Regions from separate parts of the Homo sapiens genome. Here region 1 is linked to region 2. The links are chromatin loops, found by intact Hi-C in ENCODE. Cell type or tissue: A673. All regions are shown on one strand.

Region 1 (8,000 bases), 1.5 Mb before region 2:
GTAATATTGGCATTCCCACGTTTATTGCAGTACTATTCACAATAGCTAAGATATGGAATCAACCAAGGTGCCCAGCAATGGATGAATGGATAAAGAAAATGGGGGACATATACACAATGGACCATTATGCAGCCATAAAAAAAAAGTATGAAATTCTGTTATTTGCAGCAACATGGATGGAACTGGAGGACATTTTTTTTAAGTGAAATAAGCCAGGCACAGAAAGACAAATATTATATGTTCTCATTTATGTATGGGAATTAAAAGAAAAAATTGACCTCATGGAGACAAGAGAGAGTAGAATGATGGTTACCAGAGGCTGGGAAGAGTAGCGGGGAGCAAGGGATAAAGAGGGGATAGTTAATGGGTACAAAAGTAGAGTTACTCCCCCTGAGTAAGATCTAGTGTTTGATAGCATAATAGGGATACTATTGTTAACAATAATTTGTTGTATTTTTCAAAAGAACTAAAATGGTGCTTTTGGAGTGTTCCTAACACAAAGAAATAATAAATGTTTGGGGTGATGGATATCCTAATTACCCTTATTTGATCATTACACATTGTATGTTTGCATCAGTACATCACATGTACCCCATAAGTATGTGCAAATATTTTGTATCCATAATAATTAAAAATAAAAGAATTTTAAAAAATAAAAGGTAAATCAAATAAGAAACAAAAAGATACGATAAAGTTCTGTTTCTTAATGTTACTGAAGCACCAGGGATTCAGTGTAGGTCCTGCTGCTGGCCGCACAGAAAGCCAATCACTGAGACAATTATTGCCAAGAAAGAAAACTTTAATCAGGTGCTACAGCTGAGGACATTGGGGATCAGTCTCAAATCCATCTCCCTGAGTGACTAAAATTAGGGGTTTATATAGCAGGGAAGAAATGTAACTATGTGTGAGAAAGCAGGAACTGGAAAGGGGTAAGAAAGCAATCATAATGAATGAGGGGCCTGGAGTCTCATTGTCCTGATGCCATGATGTGGTGAGTCTCAGTTCTTTGATACTGTTTGAGAGGCCTGGGGGTCCTTTCCCGAGGAAGGAACTCAGATAAAACAAAGGTAAGTTTCACACTGTAAGATCAGAAAAGTCTATTTCTACGTTTATCCAAAGAAAAAAAAAACCCAAAAACTGTTCATGGGACTATTGGGTTGGATTCATTAATTTTATGTGGGTTCATAGGGCTGGTTCTCTGTAGTATCTTTTTTTACACCTTACACATACATTATAATTTTGCAGTTTAAATCTTACCTGAATAGTGTTGGTAAGCATGCCAAACCAGGGATTTGGGGGGGTAATGCACTACTCTTTGGTCCAACCAACATTTTTAAAAACTTTATTGGATCTTATAAATTGCACATGAAAGGTATGTTTTTTATTATGAGTGAAATGTAGAAATGTATGAAGAAAAATGTTAAAAATCTGTAATCCCCCCACTCCCTTCCCATCATGAAGGATCCAATATTAAAACTCTGTGTCCTGGCTGGGTGCAGTGGCTCATGTCTGTAATCCCAGCACTTTGGGAGGCTGAGGCAGGTGGATCACTTGAGGTCAGGAGTCCAAGACCAGCCTGGCCAACATGGTGAAACCCCATCTCTTTCAAAAATAGAAAAATTAGACAGGCATGGTGGCAATGCACCTGTAATCCCAGCTACTTGGGTAGCGGAGGCAGGAGAATCACTTGAACCCAGGAGGCAGAGGTTGCAGTACAATCTCCAGTGAGACTCCATCTAAAAAAAAACCAAAAAACCAAAAAACTCTGTGTCCTTTCATATGTTTCTCCCTGTTCCCAATATTCTAGCTTAATTAATTTTTTGTTTTACAAATGGAAATATATATACATACATATATAGGTATATGCATATGCAGTTGTGTATAAAACTCAGCAACTCATTCCTTTAATAGTACATAGACTCCTTTCCAGATCAAAGTATACAGATTTAATTGGTTCTTTTAAAATACTGCATAATAACTCATTGAATGAATAGATTATAATTTATTCCAAGATTTGATTGTTCCCAATTATTTGTCACTACAAATAATGCTACAATAAACATTTTTGTCATTGATCTCAACATTCTGGATTCCAAATTGGGATTTCTGGGCCAATTTAACATTTTAGATGTTAAAAATACCTGTCTGGCCTGGCTGAGACAGCACATATCTGTAATCCAAGCATTTTGGGAGGCTGAGGCAGGTGGATCACTTGAGGCCAGGAGTTTGAGACCAGCGTGGGCAACACAGGGAAACCCCATCTCTACAAAAAAATGAAAATAAATAAATAACTCCCTGATTACTTCCTTAATCTTTTGTAGCACATTACACACCTAGCAACAGAAAATGAGAATGCTCTGGTCCCCACATCATCACCAGAGTGAAATATTACTATTTGTGTTCCTGTTTGCCAGCCTGATGAGTGAAAACAGTATCTAATTTTTGTGTTAACCACCAACATTCTTTACCTGCTGCTTCCATTCTGGTCAGCAAAGGTGGTGCAGGTACAGTGGCTTCCTAAGCACACTGCTTCTCAGTACCTCCTGGTGAGCATTTAAAAATGCTGATGCTCAGTCTTCCTCAGAGACCTACTGAATTGGAATCTTCCTGTGTTTGTTTACGTTTTAATTTCCACAAGTGATTCTGATACAGCTAACTTGGCACCTGTTCACTGACAGGCAACTGAAAATCACGAATAGAACCTATGTAGACTTGAAAAACCTACATTTCAAACCCTGTGGTGTGCGAATTAAGTATTTAAGAAAACAAGATACCCAAGTGATCATTCTGATTAAATGTTCAAAAATTCAATTCACCTGCAACATTTTAATTCTATGAATTGTTTTAACAAGGGATGATGCCTGCATGTTACTTCCTCTGCTTCAGAAACTAAAGCCTAAGATACGGGAAGCAGCTGTGGACTGGCTATTTTTGAAGGACAGTTTTCTGGACAACTGTGGATTCCTTCTTGTAGAACATGAATACTGATCTTTTTGACAATGAAATAAGGTCAAGAGAGTCTTGGCCTCTCATCGCTGGACTCTGTCCCATCCAACCTCCTCACTTGAAGCATAGAGAAAAAACTGCTACTCCAATTTTTATCAGAATGGACCTAGACAGGGCGAGGGATTTCTAAAGACAATGGCCCTTGAGGAGAGGTCAGCTCAGCTGTTTGAGAGGCGTGAATAGCAAGGCAGGGACATTCTCTCCTCTCTCCTTGAAACCAGACAGGGGGCAGCCACCTTGTTACCACACACTATGAGCTGCCACCAGGTGGCGAGTTTCCCTTATTTTCCTCAAAGCCCAAAGTACTTGAGAGAGAATAAAATGACTTCAAATTCTGGTTAAAATGAAAGTGAAGAGGAGTAGTTTATATCTGGACCATAAGTAATCAGGGATGCAGACGAGATAATCAGAGCATTGTACCGACATGTCCTGATTGAGATCTTGCCACCAATGGCTTCTGGTAGTTATGTCATATCCTCTCTGTGTCTCCGTGCCTTATTTATTCAAATGGGGATAATAACAAAACCCAACTTGTAGCGGTTATTAGGAAATGATTAATATGAGTGACGTGCTGAGATACGGCCTGGCAAGTTCTAAGCATTCAATATGCTTAAAAAAAAAAAAAAAGAGGGAGGCGGAGCTTGCAGTGAGCCGAGATCGCGCCACTGCACTCCAGCCTGGGTGACAGAGCAAGACTCCGTCTCAAAAAAAAAAAAAAAAAAGGAAAGAAAAGAAAAGAAGACGAAGAAAACCTCTGGTACAGAGGTTTTACAGCCTCATTTTAATTGCTTTCATGCTGATTTTGATTTCAGATTTCTCTTTATTCTTAAAATCTCCCAGAAAGTCATATTGACGTCAAAATTGGAAATGACCTAGTTAAAATAGATAAGTATAAAACAGGGCTCAAGTACGTCCTGTTTTGAGAAAAATCAATGTATAAAACCCTCAAGTTTAATAAAACAGATAAATTTAAGAGATTACAAAAGAGCATTTTAGAAAGAAATGAATAGCAGTCTTTCTTTAAAAGTAAGCTTCCTTTCTGCATTAAGAATTTGGTTCAACTTGTGAAACTCACTTGCTCCTAACTGCCCTGTGAAGTGAGATGAACGCATCCTTAGGATACATTGGGAAGATGAGCATTCTGCTTCTGCAACGCCTGCTTCCCCTTTTTGCACACGTTCCCTTCCCTACAAACTTGCCACACTGCCTGCCTGCCTGCAACCCATCCCCTTTTGTCTCCCAATCCTCTCCCTCCTGGAGGGGCACAGGCAATGGATGAAGATCAGGAGGATATACAACACAGTCCATGGTACAGGCTGAAGGGTGGAGAGGAGTCCTCCTCTTTCCCCCAAGCTCCAGGAAGCTCATCACATGAGTGGAAAGTTGGAGAGTGACCTGGGCGCGGTGCTGTTTACACTTGGGCAGACTTCTGGTTGGGGGCAACTTTAACTCCAGGGAGTTAATAATAATCATGTGGGCAGGGCATGGTGGCTTACCCCTGTAATCCCAGCACTTTGGGAGGCGGAGGCGGGTGGATAACCTGAGGTCAGCAGTTCGAGACCAGCCTGGCTAACATGGTGAAAACCCATCTTTCCTAAAAATAGGATGTGGTGGCGAATGCCTGTAATCCCAGCTACTTGGGAGGCTGAGGCAGGAGAATCGCTTGAACCTGGGAGGCAGAGGCTTCAGTGAGCTGAGATCGTGCCATTGCACTCTAGCCTGGGCAACAAGAGCAAAACTCTGTTTAAAAAAAAAAAATCATGTGGAAGAGGAGGAGGAGCCGTCTATTGAACTCTTTCTCTGCTATAGTTAGTTGTTGGCATGCTCCCTCAATTCCCAAAACACCTTGTGTGGCCCTGTGACATGGGGACAGAGATAAGAAACTGAGGTCACAGAATTATTATAGTCAGTGAAAAGTCTTGGCCTTAGGTTTGTCTCAAGTGTTAAACTACTACTGGGATGGAATATGTCCAAACCGAAAAAGGGGTTAGGTGAGATGAGCGTTTCTATGTAATTCTGGGGGAAAAAAATAAAAAACCACAGTGTTAGCCTAAGCTCTACTCACACGAATACAAACATAATCTGCTTCTGAGACACTTGCGCCCCTAAATCAAAACCGAAGTCCCTTAATATTCTCTCTTCGCATGTTCTCACTTATATGTGGGAGCTAAATGATGAGAACTCATGGACATAAAGAAGGGAACCACAGACATGGAGGCCTACTCAAGGGTAGAGGGTGGGAGGAGAGAGAGGAGCAGAAAAAATGACTATTAGATACTAGGCTTAGTACCTGGGTGATGAAATAATCTGTATAACAAACCCCCATGACACAAGTTTATCTATGTAACAAACCTGCACATGTACCCCTGAACCTAAAATAAAAGTTTAAAAAAAAGAAAAGAGAAAAAAAGAAGACAAAAGAAAAAAGACAGTTTAGTGTAACATATTAGCATAAATTTGGCATCAGATCTGTGTTAGAAACCCATTTCACTGCTTAAAATCTGAGTAATTTGGGGAAAACATCTCTGAGCCTCCATTTCTTCCCTTATAAAATGAGAATATTATCTACTTCTAGCATTAAAAGAGTTAACTGAGTTAACATATGTCACCAAATTTATATCAGGGCCTTGTGGCCTGGTCTCAGTCTCCATGTGATATTCAGATGAATACAATCTAATATCTGAAAGTAAACAAAAGTGATTTCAATCTTCATACTCATGTCTCTTAGACTATGATGTGGGAATGAATGCCGAACCCACAACATCTCTTAAAATTTTTTTCTGGTTCCTTTGCTCTGTCTCTCATTCCATATCTCTCCCAAAGTGTTGCTCCCATTCCCAAAACAAAACTTCCTTGAAAACCTGAACTTATTTTCCTCCTTGCTCACCCTTTTCTTCCAATCTCTGTTTTTTCTTCTCTCTATTGAGGAGAATTTGACCACATACTCATTTCCAATTATATTTCTTTCTGAACTTGACTCTGTTTCTGCATCACAAAAGCCTGCAAAGGGATTAGAAAGGGTGAGGGGGAAATGAGACCTAAACATTACTGACAGAATTTTCTTAAAATTAACTATCATTTTTTACAATGGACTTTGGGGACTCGGGGAGGGGAAAGGATGGGAAGGGGGTGAGGGGTAAAAGACTACAAATTGAGTTCAGTGTATACTGCTCAGGTGATGGGTGCACCAAAATCTCAAAAGTCACTACTAAAGAACTTACTCATGGAACCAAATACCACCTGTTACCCCAAAACCTATGAAAATAAAAATAGTTTTCAAAAATTTAGTATCATTTTTAACATAATCGGCCTACACATGCAAAGCTACTTGCTGTGGCCTGATACAAGAGCAAGTATGAAAATAAATAGATAATGTTTTATTTCCTGTTATATTATTGACTTGTAAATTTTCAATACTCTTTCCTCACTCAGTAAGCTACCTCCAGAAATATTTGTATCCTCCTCCAACCCCACACTGCCCATCAGGTTATGTTAGGAGCTTTTTTCTATAAAATAATATTTCTTCATGAAGACAGTAGTGCTGGAAAAAAATATGGACCAGAAACCAAACAGGGGGAATCCTGGGTAAGTCAATAATTTGTCCTCAATGGCGACCTATTGGCCTTTTGGACAAGCTATTCCTGGTCACGTAGGGCTGTCCTTCTCAAACTCCTGACCTCAAGCAATCTGCCCGCCTTGGCCTCCCATGAGTGCTGGGATTACAGGTGTGAACCACCGCTTCCAGCCTTGGGCTGTCCTTTGCATTGCAAGATGTTTAGCATCCTTAGCTCTGAGGTTCTATGTGGCTGTAGCTATTTTTTACTCAGATGACTCTATTCACTAGCAGTGGGCTTTTGTCCATCATTTCCACTTGCCTAAGGGAGTAATTTAAGGATTTCTTTCTATACATAACATGTTGTTCTTTGGGAAGTTTCTGATTTTAATGACTGCCCTTTTTCTTTTTTATATATAAAATTAAGATTTATTTACTTTAATTATTTATTTGCACTAAAGGACTAGATTTTTTCTTAATAACAATAAGATCATAGTTTATATTGACAATTTAAAACATAATCTTGGAAGCGATGGCTAGATTTAGAGATGTTTGTGAAAAGCCCTCCCATACAAAGCTTATTGTATCCACTCAACACATAATCAGATCCTGCAGTATTTAGACATTAATTTTTATCATTAAGTAAACATTTGAGATTCAGATAACTTTGTTTTACTCATTTATTCGCATCTTCTCTCATTTTACTCTTTCTTTTTGTCACAGGTTTATCATATTCCTATCTTTTACCCTGCATAAACAAATTGTCCCTGTTTTTTTTTTTTTGAGATGGAGTCTCACTCTGTCACCCATGCTGGAGTGCAGTGGCACGATCTCGAATCACTGTAACCTCCGCCTTCCGGGTTCAAGTGATTCTCCTGCCTCAGCCTCCCGAGTAAGTGGGACTACAGCCACCTGCCACCACACCTGGGCTGCAAGTGCATGCCTCTACGTTCAACACTTTTTTTTTTTTCTAGAAACAGGGTCTCATTTCGTTGCCCAGATTTGTCTCGAACTCCTGGCTTTAAGCAATCCTCCCACCTCAGCCTCCTAAAGTGTAGGGATTACAGGCATGAGCCAACATGCCCACCAGTCATTTGTTTTAAATATTACTTTTTTTGGTAGACCAATTTAAGTCTGTAATTTTCTCTAAGTATTATTCTGTTTATCATACATTTTTGACATATAATACTTGTATTTTCAATGAGTCCTAAATTTTATATAACCTAACTTGTTATTTACTCTTGAAACTAAGGATTGACAAGGCACGGTGGCTCACGCCTGTAATCCCAGCACTTTGGGAGGCCGAGACGAGCGGATCACGAGGTCAGGAGTTCGAGACTAGCCTGGCCAATATGGTGAAATCCCGTCTCTACTAAAAATACAAGAAATTAGCTGCGTATGGTGGTGTGTACCTGTAGTCCCAGACACTCAGGAGGCTGAG
Region 2 (8,000 bases):
CTATAGCTCCTACTGCCCAAATTATTGATTACTGCTTACCGCAGACAGCAGTGGCATGGCTTGGACAGTGCCAGGCCACTGAGGGTTGCTGCATACCAAGTGGCCTCTCTACCACTCTCATTTCCTAATTGTCAATGCCAACTACAGCCAAAGTACCACTTAGCTGAAGGCACCAGCATCTTTTATTTTGGCCTAGCTGCTTCAGCCAGTGCTTGGCCTAGTGCTTCAGCACTAATCTGTCATTCATTTAAGAGTGGTTCACAACCCTGTCTGTACATTAAAATCACCTGTGAAGTTAAAAAAAAAATTACCCAGGACTGCTCCATCCCCCAGGTATTCTGGTTTATTTGTTCTGGGATGAGACTAGACATAGTCTTATTTTCAAAGCTCTTCAGGTGAACCTAATGTACAGGCTGGATCCAGAACCCCCAATTTAAGAACTCTGAAAGGGTATACACCAAAATATTCATACTGGGTCTATCTGGGTGGTAGAATTACATAATAAATTCTACTTTTTTGTTGTTCTTGTTTTATCTTTAAAAGCATGCAAGTGTTTAAGTTGTGTATGAGAAAGGCTTTTTTTTTCCAAAAAAGTAACCCTCAAATTAACATAAAATTAAATTTCTATTTTAATTAATAGTCCCAATTTGAAATAAAGTTGGGGTGAACTATGTAAGTAATAATATTTCTTTTAAAAATAAATGGGATTAATGCAAACAACATATACTCCAAATGCGGGAGACTTTAACATTCTATCATGATTTCAAGAATTAGAGTCCTCCCTACCCATAAATAGCTCTATCAGGGTCAGAAACCCTTTTCCCTACCCTTTTCACTTATCCATATCAGGGACAATGACTCATCCTCATATACATATCTGGGCCCCCTTGGGATTCATCTCAGCATAGACAGGAAAGATATAAAAGACCCCATTCTGAAAAAGATTGAGCTTAAAATCTATTACATAAGATGCATATGCTAGTGGCTTGATTTGACTTATATAGATCTGGGACATATATGCCTGCCAACTATAGGTATTGGAGTTCTCTAAAGTCCCCTACCAGGGGAAAACACTCCTTGGTGAGATGTGTACACTGAGTATTTAGGGAGATTTTATGTAAATTGGTAAAATTTTAGTTTCTTTAACTACAAAATGTCTCTCACCTGCTTTCCTTCTCACTGGGCAACTTCCTCTTTATTAAAATTGACATCATCACTTATTATCCCATACAAATGTGCTTGTTCAGCTCCCACAATAAAATGTCTGGCCCAAAATGCCAATAGAGCTAAAGCTGAGAAACCCTAGCTTATGTATATATATGACCTCATTTATATTTTCTGAGGGCTACTTTGCTCACTTGTAACATGGGAATAAAAATACCTTCAAGGTATTTTCTGACCCTTGAAAACATAAATGATTTACTCAAGAGTACCTATCTAATAAACAATAATACTAAATATTGGACCCAGATTTCTAAATGCAGTTACCTTTCTATTTCATTACAATCTTGGTATCTACTAGATTCTTACAGCTCTCCTACTTGTATTCCCGCCTCCCTCCTTTCCTGAGCATGGTAACCCCACTCTTCAACCCTCATTTTTTTCTACCTGGCTTTCTTACCTTTTCTGACCTCCGATACTGTCTTCTCTTGGGTTATCATTTGGCCTTCTTATCCTCTGGTTCTATGTTAGGCCCAAGTAACAATGTTAGAGCCTGAAATTCCTTCCTTCATTAATGAATGTACACAATGGAATAACATTAGGAATATAATTTCTCTCCTAAATATTTTTATTGTTTGCTTAATATAGGTGCTCAGAGTTAAAACTTAGGGGGAAAAAAGATAGCAAGAGAGAAAATTTAAATCGGTCAATCTCCAAATCTAGAAATATATCTCTGCCATCAATTTTAGTATTTTCTCTATGCAAATCTTTTCTTCTATTAAAAAGCATTATGTCAACAATATGGTGTATTTTTTTTCCTATAATAACACTGGGGGCCTCTTTCTATGCCACTAAATATTGTTCTCGAGCACCATTTTTAATAGCTCCATAGTAATTCATTGTATGGATATATTAGAATGTCTTTAACCAACTTTGTATTGTTGGTTAGGCTGCTTCTAATTTTTAGCTTTTACAAACATATTTTGTAACATATACGAAATATTCTTAAAGCAAATCTTTGATCATTCTTTTCATGTTTTTACCTAGAAGAATATATAGATCAAATGACATTCAAGAATTTAAGGGTTTTGACAGACTCAAATTGAAAGGAAATTTTACTTCAAATTGATAACTTTTTTTTTTGGTAGGTGGGGCTGCTAAGCCATGAACATCCTTTATCCAGGTTGGTTTCTCACTATGGTGGCCTCTCATTGCTTATCTGTGAAATGAACAACCAGAGTAAGGCTGGCAGTTGGTGGTAATTAGTCAGTACTTTTACCACTACTATAAACTACTTCTGAATAATCTTGAAATTCAATTCCACTGACCTTTAGTAAATTCCACATCATATTAAACACAATCCAAAGACTATAAACATAAACTGCCTACCTTGGAGGTGTTTATAATTTAGTGTACACACATTATTATGTAATACAAAATGTTATCAGTTTGGTAAGAAAATTTAAAAGTGCTGTAGAAAGAGGAATATTTCTGAGTAAGGTGTTTGGGGAAATTGTCATGAGGGAAATGATATTTAATTCAGGCTTCAATGATGGGCAAGGTCAGATTTTGAACTGGCAATAGGCAGAAGGGCATTGGGAGTATGGAGACACACAAAGCAGAATAGTCAGTGGCAAGAAAGTGTATGACATTTATTTGAAAAAAAAAGGACAGCAGTCAATGTTTCTCCTGAGTAGGGTTAATGCAAGGCAACAATAATAGATACACTGGGAAAAGAAGATTGGTATCAAACTGTAAATTCTTTGCTGAGGAGTGGAAACTATTTGGAGGGGAATAGGGAGCTGATGAAGGGGACAGAAATGCTGCACGAAGGTTACTCTGTGAGCAGTGTGGATCACAGTGGCATCTGGTGTTGGGAATTATCACAGTAGCTCTTTTGTGAGAAGAAAATAAGGGCCTGGAAATGAGAAAGGTCGAAGAGAAGGAAACTGACAGCCAGAAAACGTATAGCTGAACCTCTTCAAATTGTGTAAAATATAATAATGCAAGCAAGAGTAAAATTGGCAAATTTAAAAAGCTTGATTTATAGTCTATGTTCCTCCCACCCAAATTTTTCCTAAATTAATATGCAACTGTCAGCACAGATTGTTTGCTGTTAATTTAACTACATTTGAAAAGCTTTAGCACCACCTGGTGATGAAAACTCAGATCGACTCCAACAACCCTAAATTCCATCTTTTTTTCTGCCAAGTTTTTATTTTGAAAACATTTCAAACATACATAAAATTTTAAAGAATACTGTAATAACACCCTTACACCTTCATCATATTTACCAATTGTTATGTTTTGCCACATTTGCTTTAGTTCTTCCTCTATGTGTTGAACCATCTGAAAGTAAACTACAGACACTAAAACAATTCAAAAACTGTCAGCATAAACTTCCTGAAAGGATACCCTCTGCATAATGACAATACCATCTCCTTACCTGAAAAATTAATAATTTTACACCATCATCTAATATGCAATCTATATTCAAATCTTCCAAGTTTTCATCAAAAAAAATGTTTTTAAGTTTGCATTTTTAAGGCCAGAATGTAATCAAGACTTACGCTTTGCATTTGGTTGACATGTTTCAGGGGTCTCTTTTAATCTAGAGCAATTCTCACTTTTTATTTTGGCCTTCCATGGAGGCCTTTGCTGACTATCTTATCCAAGATCCACCCTACCCCCATTGGGGTAGGGTGCTTTTCTGTCTTTGCTTTTCTGCCCCCATTTTACTTAACATTTATTGACACTTAGCATTTAGCGGCTTTCCCTCTTCCTTTTTTTTTTTTCTTGCCTGTCTCTTCCCACTGAAGTATCAGCTCCATGAGAAGAAGGATTTTGTTTGTTTTGTTCACTGCCCACTGCTCCATCCTCAGTATCCAGAACAGTGCCTGGTATACAAAAAGTGCTCAATAAATACTATCTGTTGAAGGAAAGCATTGACCTCTGGGAGTTTGATTATTAAATGTCTTGAGGTAATATTATTTGGGTTAAATCTGCTTGTTATTCTATAACCTTCTTGTACTTGAATATTGATATCTTTCTCTAGGTCTGGAAAGTTCTGTTATTATCTCTTCAAATAAACTTTGTATCCTGGACTCTCACTCTAATTCTTTTTTAAGGCCAATTACTCTTAGATCTGCCCTTTAGGGGCTATTTTCTAGATCTTGTGGGCATTTTTCCTTTTTTTTTTTTTTGAGATGGCATCTTACTCTGTCGCCTAGGCTGGAGTGCAATGCGGCGATTTCGGCCTACTACAACCTCCACCCCCCCGGTTTCAAGCAATTCTCCTGCCTCAGCCTCCAAAGTAGCTGGGATTATAGGTGCCTGCCACTGCACCTGGCTAATTTTTGTATTTTTAGTAGGGACGGGGTTTCACCATCTTGGCCAGGCTGGTCTTGAACTCCTGACCTCGTGATCCACCCACCTCAGCCTCCCAAAGTCCTGGGATTACAGGAATGAGCCACCGCGCCCGGCCAAGCAGGCATGTTTCATTCCATTTTATTCTTTTTTGTCTCCTCTGCCTGTATATTTTTAAGCAGCCTGTCTTCATGGTCACTAATTATTTCTTCCACTTAATCCACTTTGCTGTTGAGAGAATCTGAAGCTTTCTTCCATTTATCAATTGTATTTTTTAGCTTTGGGATTTTTACATGATTTTTAACAATTATTTCAATCTTTTTGTTACATTTATCTGACGGGATTCTAAATTTCTTCTCTGTGTTATCTTGAATTTCATTGTCTTTTAAAACACCTATTTTGAAATCTCTGAGAGATTACATGTCTCTGTCTCTCTGGGATTTGCCCTTAGTCTCTTATTTAGTCCATTTGGTGTGGTCATGCTTCCTGGATGTTTCTGATGCTTGTGGATGTTTGCTGGTGTCTGGGTATTGAAGAGTTAGGTATTTATTCCAATCTTTGCATTCTGGGCCTGTTTACACCTGTCCTTGAGAAAGCTTTCCAAGTATCCAAAGGGAATTGAGGGTGTACAGCAAATCACCATGGCCACATGTCTACCTATGTAACATACCTGCATATTCTGCATCTGTATCCTGGAACTTAAAGTAAAAATTTAAAAAAAAATTACGTAAATGTGTTTAAGAAAACTACCTAAAGCCAGGGAAAGAACCATCTGAAAGAATAAAGGACATAATGTGTAGAACTCACACAGGCCTGGGAACAGTGACTGTTCCCACCAGCCAGCTGTAAGAATCTCATAAATCAGGGGCATTGAGTAGAGTACTCAGGAAGGCATTATCTCAGCACTGGGAAATATTTAGCTCTAGACTGAGTGCTGCTCTGGACCCACCTGAAAAATCATAAGAGCAAGACCTAAAAAAATCAAATTGTTTCCAAGTAACTTGATTGTATCTGAGAACAATGCTCAAGAAAATTTATAGGAATACAAAAATATCCAGCACTCAACAAGTTAAAGTTAACAATGTCTGACATCTCACCAAAGATCACCAGCCATGGAAAGGAGAAGGAAAACACAACACATAAAGAGAAGACTAATCAATGAATAGAAATCAACTCAGGACTGACGAAGATGTTATAATTAGCAGAGAAAGACATTAAAACAGCTTTTACATATGTTCACAAGGTTGAGACCTAGAAATATAAAAGAGATTCAAATCAAACACAATAACTAAGATAAAATATACAGTGGATGGGATTAATGACAGATTGGACATTGAAGAAGTTTAGTGAATTTGAAGGAATAGCAATAGAAACTATCCAAAATAAAATACATGGAGAAAAAAGAACATATTTTAAAAAGAAAAAAAATTAGTGAGTAGTACAACTTCAAGCAGCCTCATGTACGGGCAATTGGAGTTCACAAATCAGGGAGGCTATAGAAAAAATGACTGAGGAAATAAAGGCAAAAAACTTTTCAAATGTAATAAAACCATAAACCCACAAATTCAGAAAATTCAATGAACCCTAGGCATAAGGAACATGAAGAAAACTATACCAGGGTATATTATAATCAAATTGCACAATTGTGGTAATAAAGAGAGAATCCTAAAAGCAGCAAAGGGAAAAAACATGATTAACACAGAGAAACAAAGATAAGAAAGACATCAGATTTTTAGTTAGAAACAAGGTAAGTCGGTAAAGCAACATCATAAAGGACTGAAATATAAAAACTCTCAACCAGAATTCTATACCTGGTGCATCAGTTTCCTAGGGCTGCCATAGCAGAGTAACACAAACTGGGTGGTTTAAAACAACAGAAATGTATTTTCTCACAGTTCTGCAGGCCAGATTCCAAAATCAAGTCTGAAATAGAGGTGATGAGGGAGCCATGCTCCTTCTGAAGCTCTAAGGAAGAATCTTTTCTTATCTTCCCAGATTTGTAGTGGATGCAGACAGATTACACATAACTCTAATCTCTGCTATTATCTTCACAAAGCCATCTTCTGTCTCCCTACTTTGTGTGTGTGTGAGTGTGTGACAGAGAGTAAGTGTTTGTGTCTCCGAATCTCTCTCTCCTTATAAGGACACCAGTTATTGGATTTAAAGCACGTGTAATCAATATGACTTCATCTTAATTTGATTAAATCTGTAAAGACCCTATTTCCAAATAAGGCTACAGTCACAGGTGCTAGGGCTTAGGACATTCACACATCTTTTGTAGGGACACAACTCAATACACACCACCTGACAAAAATATCTTTCGAAAATGAAGATAAAGATTTTTTTCAAAGGTACAAAACTAAAAGAATCTGTCACAGCAGACCTGCACTATAAGAAATGTTCTGTATTAAATAATGTCCTTTAGTTGGAGAGACCATCATACCAGATAGAAATCTAGATGTATATAAGGAAAGGAAGCATACAGAAATAGTAACTACATGGGTAAATAAGGCCAATTCTTTTTTTAACTATTATTTAAATCTCTTTAAAGGTATGAAAATCATAACAATTATTGTATTGTTTATAACATATATTCAAGTAGAATCTTTGAAAAAATAGCAGAAGGTCAGGAAGGGAAGTATCCTAGTATAAGATTCACGTATTTATATATTATATATACATATAACACACTTTTACCTTGAAAAGTAAAAGATTTACAGTATAAATCCTTAAACAATCCCTAAATTAATAAACAAGGAGTTATGGCTAATAAGCAAACAAAGGAGATTATTGGGATAATTTTTTAAATACTTGATGAATCCAAAAAAGTCCGGAACAAAAGATAACTATCCAACTCACATGATAATGGCATTAATCCATTCATAAGAGCAGAACCATCATGACCTCATCACCTCTTAAAAGCTCCACCTCTTTATACTGTTACAGTGGCAATTAGGTTTGCAACACATAAATTTTAGGGAACATTCAAACCATCACTTTAGGGAAATGGTAATCAAAACTACAATGATATGTCACTTCACACCCATCAGGATGGCTATTATTTAAAAAAGAAAAAAACAGAAAAATAACAAATATTGGCAAAGACGTGGAAAAACTCGAACTCTTCTGCATTGCTGGTAGAAATGTAAAATGGTGCAGTGACTGTGGAAAACACTATGTCAATTCCTCAAAAAATTAAATATAGAATTATGATATGATCTAGCAATTTCACTTGTGTGCATATACCCAAAAGAAATGAAAGCAGGGCCTTGAACAGATATTTGTATATCCATGTTCATACCAGCATTATTAACAACAGCCAAAAGGTGGAAGCAATTAAAGTGTCCATTAATGTGTGGACAGATAAACAGAATGTGGTACATACAAAGAAATATTGTTCAGCCTTAAAAAGAAAGGAAATTTTGACACATGCTATGAGGTTACTATGCTAAGTAAAATAAGTCAGATGCAAA

The links. Peaks named below come from ENCODE experiments on the same cell type or tissue, not always from the same donor. Only the 100,000 strongest peaks of a DNase experiment are listed, where the experiment ranks them.
Region 1: it touches region 2 in a loop (2.8-fold over the local background); 10 of 110 quality-filtered maps call a loop at or near these places.

The regions. Positions count from the first base shown.
Region 1 is chr3:172,472,757-172,480,756 of GRCh38, reverse strand. No RefSeq gene overlaps it. Among named protein-coding and RNA genes, the nearest start is that of GHSR, 28 kb to the right of the region's middle. In A673, a CTCF peak has its summit at 3,272; a DNase peak (open chromatin) is centred at 3,276; H3K4me3 peaks cover 888 bases.
Region 2 is chr3:170,957,044-170,965,043 of GRCh38, reverse strand. No RefSeq gene overlaps it. Among named protein-coding and RNA genes, the nearest start is that of EIF5A2, 52 kb to the right of the region's middle. In A673, a CTCF peak has its summit at 3,317 (motif pointing left); no DNase peak of the experiment used is centred here; H3K27me3 peaks cover 343 bases.